Linked DNA regions of Homo sapiens: region 1 is linked to region 2. A link is a loop called in an ENCODE intact Hi-C map of the cell type or tissue named here. Cell type or tissue: natural killer cell. All regions are shown on one strand. Each heading gives the region's core, and the rest is flanking DNA. Links, peaks and the distances in the headings are about the cores only. Region 1 overlaps RALGDS (ral guanine nucleotide dissociation stimulator). Region 2 has its middle 16 kb from the start of GBGT1.

The links. Peaks named below come from ENCODE experiments on the same cell type or tissue, not always from the same donor. Only the 100,000 strongest peaks of a DNase experiment are listed, where the experiment ranks them.
Region 1: a loop joins it to region 2, with 9 times the contacts of the local background. A loop is called at or near these places in 13 of 110 quality-filtered maps.

What each region holds. Positions count from the first base shown.
Region 1 is chr9:133,101,975-133,104,876 of GRCh38, forward strand. RALGDS (ral guanine nucleotide dissociation stimulator) reads right to left here. Exons shown (of 18, transcript NM_006266.4): 10 at 2,289-2,357; 11 at 1,773-1,859; 12 at 1,256-1,288; 13 at 805-926; 14 at 502-597; 15 at 1-165. Among named protein-coding and RNA genes, the nearest start is that of RALGDS, 18 kb to the right of the region's middle. RefSeq lists an enhancer at 1-427. In natural killer cell, for the core only: CTCF peaks have their summits at 1,375 (motif pointing right) and 1,583; a DNase peak (open chromatin) is centred at 1,407; H3K27ac peaks cover 336 bases.
Region 2 is chr9:133,178,736-133,181,637 of GRCh38, forward strand. No RefSeq gene overlaps it. Among named protein-coding and RNA genes, the nearest start is that of GBGT1, 16 kb to the left of the region's middle. In natural killer cell, for the core only: CTCF peaks have their summits at 1,375 (motif pointing left), 1,578 and 1,781; a DNase peak (open chromatin) is centred at 1,356.

The sequences.
Region 1 (2,902 bases), core at 104-2,603, 77 kb before region 2:
CTGATGTTGATCTCCTCCACGTCGGAGCTAGAGGAGCCGGCCGAGTGCACGCTGAGCGCGTCAGCGATGTCCCCGCTGCTGAGGTAGGGGCCACACCTGAGCTGGTCACAGGACTTGGAGTGGGAGCTGCCACTGGTACTGAGCTCAGTGCTGGGGGCCTGGCGGCTGGGTGAAGAGTTGGCTTAGTTAAGGGGGCTCCCCAAGGACACATCCCAACCCCACAGCCCCTGCACCCTGCGCCCAAGGACTGTGCAAAGTGCTGGGACAGTTGCCAGTACTCCATTCACCACAGCCATCTGGGAGAGCATTTAGTATCACCCCATTTCACAGAGGAGGAAACTGAGGCCCAAAAAGGTGAGGGGACTCATCCCAGTCTCAGGGCCAGTCAGCAGCAGGGTAGGATTCCAGGGCCAGCCTCCCTGACTCCCTGAGCCCAGGCTCAGCCCTGAAGCTTCTGAGCCCCAAGGCAGCTGCCCCTACCACCCTTGGCCAGGCCCTTACTCGCTCCAGCGCTTGACAATGGCTGTGTTCTTCTTGGTCCTGAGGGTGTTGCTGGCTGACTCGGATGGGGGCTCCAGCTCGCACGACAGGTTGTAGCTATGAGCAGAGGGGCAGTGGTGTGACAACCAGGGGCCATGCTCCGGCCTTCCCCCAGCACCTGCCCAGAAGCTGGAGTCGGGGTGCCCCGGCCATCCTCAGGCAACAGGGGCTGAGGCTGACCATGGGTCATAGCTGCTGGCCCTCTGGAGCTGGCCCCCTAGGACAGCCTGCCCCCACTGTCCCCATTTGCTGCCCCGGCCTCACCTCTCAGTCTCGCTGAGCCGCTCCACGGCCCGGAACCAGGCCCCAAATTGCTCATCTGGCGCGATGCTGTAGTTGTTGCAGGCCGACTGCAGCAGCTTGATCTGGGCGATCACCTCGAACTCCTGGGGCCAGAGGGAAGCACAGGGCGGTGACAAGGCCCCCCGGGCAGCACAGGGGCCAGTCTCTGGGTCTTTGTTCTTGGGGTCCCTTCCTCCCCTCTACTCCCATCCAGGCCTTCCTGTTCTCAAAGTTGGGCTCAGCCACTCCCCAGGAGGTGGTCCTGGATTATAACCTCCTACCCTCACCCTCCAGTGGGAGGGGACCCCCTTCTCTCTGTGTCCAAATGTCCCATGTCCCATGAATCTAAGGAGAGGGTAGGAGTTGAAATGTCCTACCCTGGTGGGTCTGTTTTCCACCCCTCCCCAAGTCAGGGCTGCCTGCAGCTGCTTACCTTCCTCCTCTTCTCAAAGTTGATGAGTCTGCCCTGGAAGGTGGACACCCAATGGCCGTCAGAAAGTGACCCCTTGACCATTACAGTCTCCCCACCTCATGCTGCACTATCAAGAGTGCCCACCAGGGGGCAGGGCACGCACACCCCTGGATTGAAGCCGGTGCTGGGCACCAGGGCAAGGGGACATGCGGGCAGAGGCTTGGGGACTTCTTGTCCAGCACTCTCGGAGGACAATGGACTGAGGCCTTGGGTGAGAAGGCCCTGCTCAGCCACCACGTGCCGCCTGACCGCTGAGGGCCTGGCTTCCCTCTGTGCTCAGGGTCACTGCCTGAGGGATGGGCTGTGTCCCACTCAGCCAAACCCTGCTGCAGCTCTGTGTTTGGGCAGCCCTGGGGTGTCACCAGCAGGGCACTGAGCTGTTTACTCATTGCTGGGACAGGTGTGGCAGCCCAGCCCCCAGGGCTCAGGGAAGGTCTCTCCTCCCGGGCCCTACTCCAGCCCCGCCCGGCACACTCACATACAGATAGTCCTTCATGGCAGTGTCCAGCATCACCAGGTCGGTGAGGAACGTGCCCAGGTAGGGAACGGTGCCCTGGATGATGCCCTGTGACATTGGGGTAGGAGGATGAGCAAGGCCCCTCCCCTGAAGGCTTTCTCAGCCCCCAGCCCCAACTGGTCTCACTTGGAACAGCTGGGGGACCTCTGGGGGCCTCCTGGGGCCCACTGTCTCCCTGGACCCCAGACTCCCTCTAGCCATCTCCCTGGCTGGCATCTGGGAAATGCCAGGTTCCCAAGTCGTGTGGCCCCTGGCCCTCCCCAGCCCCACACCCGCCTGAGCCGGCTCTGCCAGGCCTGTCCTTTCGTGGCTGCAGCTGGTCTTCCCAGATACCAGCTGATCCAGGTGTGGCTCTGCTAGGGTCCAGAGGAGGCTACCTCTAATGGGGCCCATAGGCACCGTGGCTAGAGAGGAAAGGGCCCTCCTCCCTACCCCCAGGCCAGCCCCCTGCCCCTCCGCGGCCTTGGGCACTCTCACCGTCTCCTTCGGCCGTTTCTGGGCTCTCTTGGGGTTCATCTCCAGGGTGGCAAACTTGGAGGTGCCCTCCTGCCAGGGTAGAGGACAGGGTCAGCAAGGCCCTATCCCCTCAGCCCTCAGGCACCCTGACCTGGGGTGCTGCCAGTGTGGTCGGGTTCCAGGGCTGACCCTGTATCAATACTCACTAGTGTGGGGTCCTGGGCCGGTGGCCTGGCCTTCCTGAGCCTGCCTCCCCCTCTGGAAAGTGCGGATGAGAACTCCGCCTGCTGCATGGTGCGGTGGCTCACGCCTGTAATCCCAGCATTTTGGAAGGCCAAGGCAGGTGGATCACTTGAGGTCAGGAGTTTAAGACCAGCCTGGCCAACACAGTGAAACCCCATCTCTACTAAAAAATACAAAAATTACCTGGGTTGGTGGTGCACACCTATAATCCCAGCTACTTGGGAAGCTGAGGCAGGAGAATCCCTTGAACCCAGGAGGTGGGGATTGCAGTGAGCCGAGATCACGCCATTGCACTCCAGCCTGGGAGACAGAGCGAGACTCCTTCTCTAAACAAATAAAAAAACTCCACCTGCCTCGCAGGGCCTCAGAGACTCTGCGCTACAGTCCTGTTA
Region 2 (2,902 bases), core at 185-2,684:
AATGAGAGTACAATTTTGAGGAAATTGTAGTGTTATTAAGTCCTGATGCAATGCCTGGGAAAAATATGAAGTGGCTTTGGTAAACCCTAGTGGCTTTACAGCCCAGGTGTATTGCCTATTTTTCCAAGTAAAGGCAAACAAGTATTGACTTTTTTTTTTCTTTGGAGACAGAGTTTCGCTGCTGTCGCCCAGGCTGGAATGCAATGGCATGGTCTTGGCTCATTGCAACCTCTGCCTCCTGGGTTCAAGCGATTCTCCTGTCTCAGCCTCCTGAGTAGCTGGGATTACTTACAGGTGCCCGCCACCATGCCTGACTACTTTTTGTATTTTTAGTAGAGATGGGGGTTTCACCATGTTGGTCAGGCTGTCTTGAGCTCCTGGCCTCAGGTGATTCACCTGCCTCGGCCTTCCAAAGTGCTGGGATTACAGGCGTGAGCCACCAAACTTTCTTTATGAACTGGAATGCTAAAGAAGGCTAAGCAGAGATCTATTACTGTGGACCACTTGGAACTAATTGGTACATTAGATAATAAAGTATCAGGATTTGGAACTACAGGAATCTTGGTATTACAATTTTATTAAATGCCCGTAAATCTTAAACAAATCTCCAGCCTTGTCCATTTGGTTTTTTAACTGGTAGTACTGGACTGTTACAAGGGCTGGTGCACGGGATTATGAGTCCTTGTTTAATGAAATCCTCTACAATTGGTGACAGCCCTTGAATTGCTTCAGGTTTTAGAGGATATTGGGGTAATTTAGGCAAAGGTTTAGAACGATCTCTTTGTACTTTTATAGGTTCCAAACTTTTAATTCTTACCATATCAGTTGGGGAAGAGGCCCAAAAACATTTAGATATTTTTGAAAGATCAGGGGTATTACAGGCCTGAGTTTCAATCTTATAGATTTCTGTCTGTAGACAGCATAACAATTCTAGTCCAGGAGAATCAGGAAACTCTAAGGTTATTTCTCCTGAGAAAAATTTTATGTGCCCTTTTAGCTTTGAAAGCAAATCTCGCCCTAACAAGTTTACTGGAGCAGTATAACATAGTAAAAAAGTGTTTTTCTGAAAAGGGGCCCAAAGCTAATTGGATTGGTTCAGATACGGGAACCTCTTAAACTTGATTTGAAACCCCCACCACAGAAATGACCTTTTTACTCCAAGGGATTTGTTGGCTTATTAAAGTGGGGTTTATGGTAGATAGAGTAGCCCCCATATCCCCGAGGACTGTACACAACTCCCCATTTATTTTAACCTGTTTCTCCACGTTGATTTAAAGGCACGGAGAGCAATCTACTGGAGAATCCCTTGGAACCTCATCAAGGTTGATTATTATCAGGAGGCCTAAGGTCTCTTGGGCTCCCTCTAGTGGTGAAACAGTTTGGCCGAAAGGGAGGCTCATTGGTGGACTGATAGAAAAGCGGACAATCCCTTTTCCAGTGCCCTGGTTGTTTGCAATACAGGCAGACATCTTGGGGCAAAGAACTTCTTGTTCTAGGACCTCCTGATTGTGATTTAAAATGAGAAGGAGGCAGAGCGCAGTGGCTCACGCCTGTAATCCCAGCAATTTGGGAGGCCAAGGCGGGCGGATCTTTTGAGGTCAGGAGTTCGAGACCAGCCTGGCCAACATGGTGAAAAGCTGTCTCTACTAAAAATGCAAAAATTAGCCGGGCACGGTGGCACGCACCTGTAATCCCAGCTACCTGGGAGGCTGAGGCATGAGAATCGCTTGAACGTGGGAGGTGGAGGTTGCAGTGAGCCGAGATCTCACCACTGCACTCCAGCCTGGGTGACAGAGTGAAACTCCGTCTCTAAATAAATACATAAAATGATTAATCCCTTGGGTCCCGGTCCCTGTAACTGTTATAGCTGAAGGGCCATAAGCTTGTTAGCCTTTTGAGTTTTTTCTTGCTCTAGAGTCCTCTCAAAATGTCCAGCTAAGGCCAACAATTTAGTCATATCTGTAACTTCCTATCCCAACTCATGTATTTTAATTAAATTGCTGAGTTCGGGATGGAGTCCATTTACAAATAGAGCACTTAATGCCGTTTCAGTCCTTGCAGGAAATACTTCTTGTTGTACTTGGATCCCAGAATGTTTCACAAACAGCATTTCTAAGTGAGTTCTGTAATCTGAAACTGAAATCTTTTTTTTTGTTATGTTTACAAGATTGTATGATGGACCAGTCCATTTTTTGCGGAAAAATTTTAGGAATTGAATTTAAAAGGTTTTCAGCAATTTTTCCAGCGACTTTTGGTCCTTCTTGTGAGGAGCTTTTGGAGGGGTCTTTAACATCCTCCTCAGGTTTGCCCCATTCTGCTGCTGCCGTCCATTTCCGAGCTTTACCAGGCCCCAATATCACGGGAATACATTAGTGAAGGTCAGGAAGTCCTGGATCATAAGCTCCTATGAGGATTCTAAATTCCTCAGTAAATTTTTGAGGATTTTCTCTTGGATCAGGCAAGTCCCTCACAATGGCTCTAAGCTCAGTTTTAGACCATGGAGTGAAAGTAGTTACAGCAGGCAGGCATGACTGATCAGAAAGTCTCACTTTGTAAGGTGCCTGTCTAACTTATTATTATTTTTTTAATCGTCTTCAGGGTGAAAGGGTAATATATACATATTTTTTATTTTTTATTTTTTTGAGACAGGGTCTCACTCTGTCACCCAAGCTGGAGTGCAGTGGTATGATCTCGGCTCACTGCAACCTCTGCCTCCTGGGTTCAAGCAATTCTCCTGCCTCAGCCTCCCGAGTGGCTGGGATTACAGGCACGCAGCACCACGCCCAGCTAATTTTGTATTTTTAGTAGAGACGAGGTTTCACCATATTGGCCAGGCTGGTCTCAAACTCCTGATCTCAGGTGATCCACCCACCTCGGCCTCCCAAAGTGCTGGGATTATAGG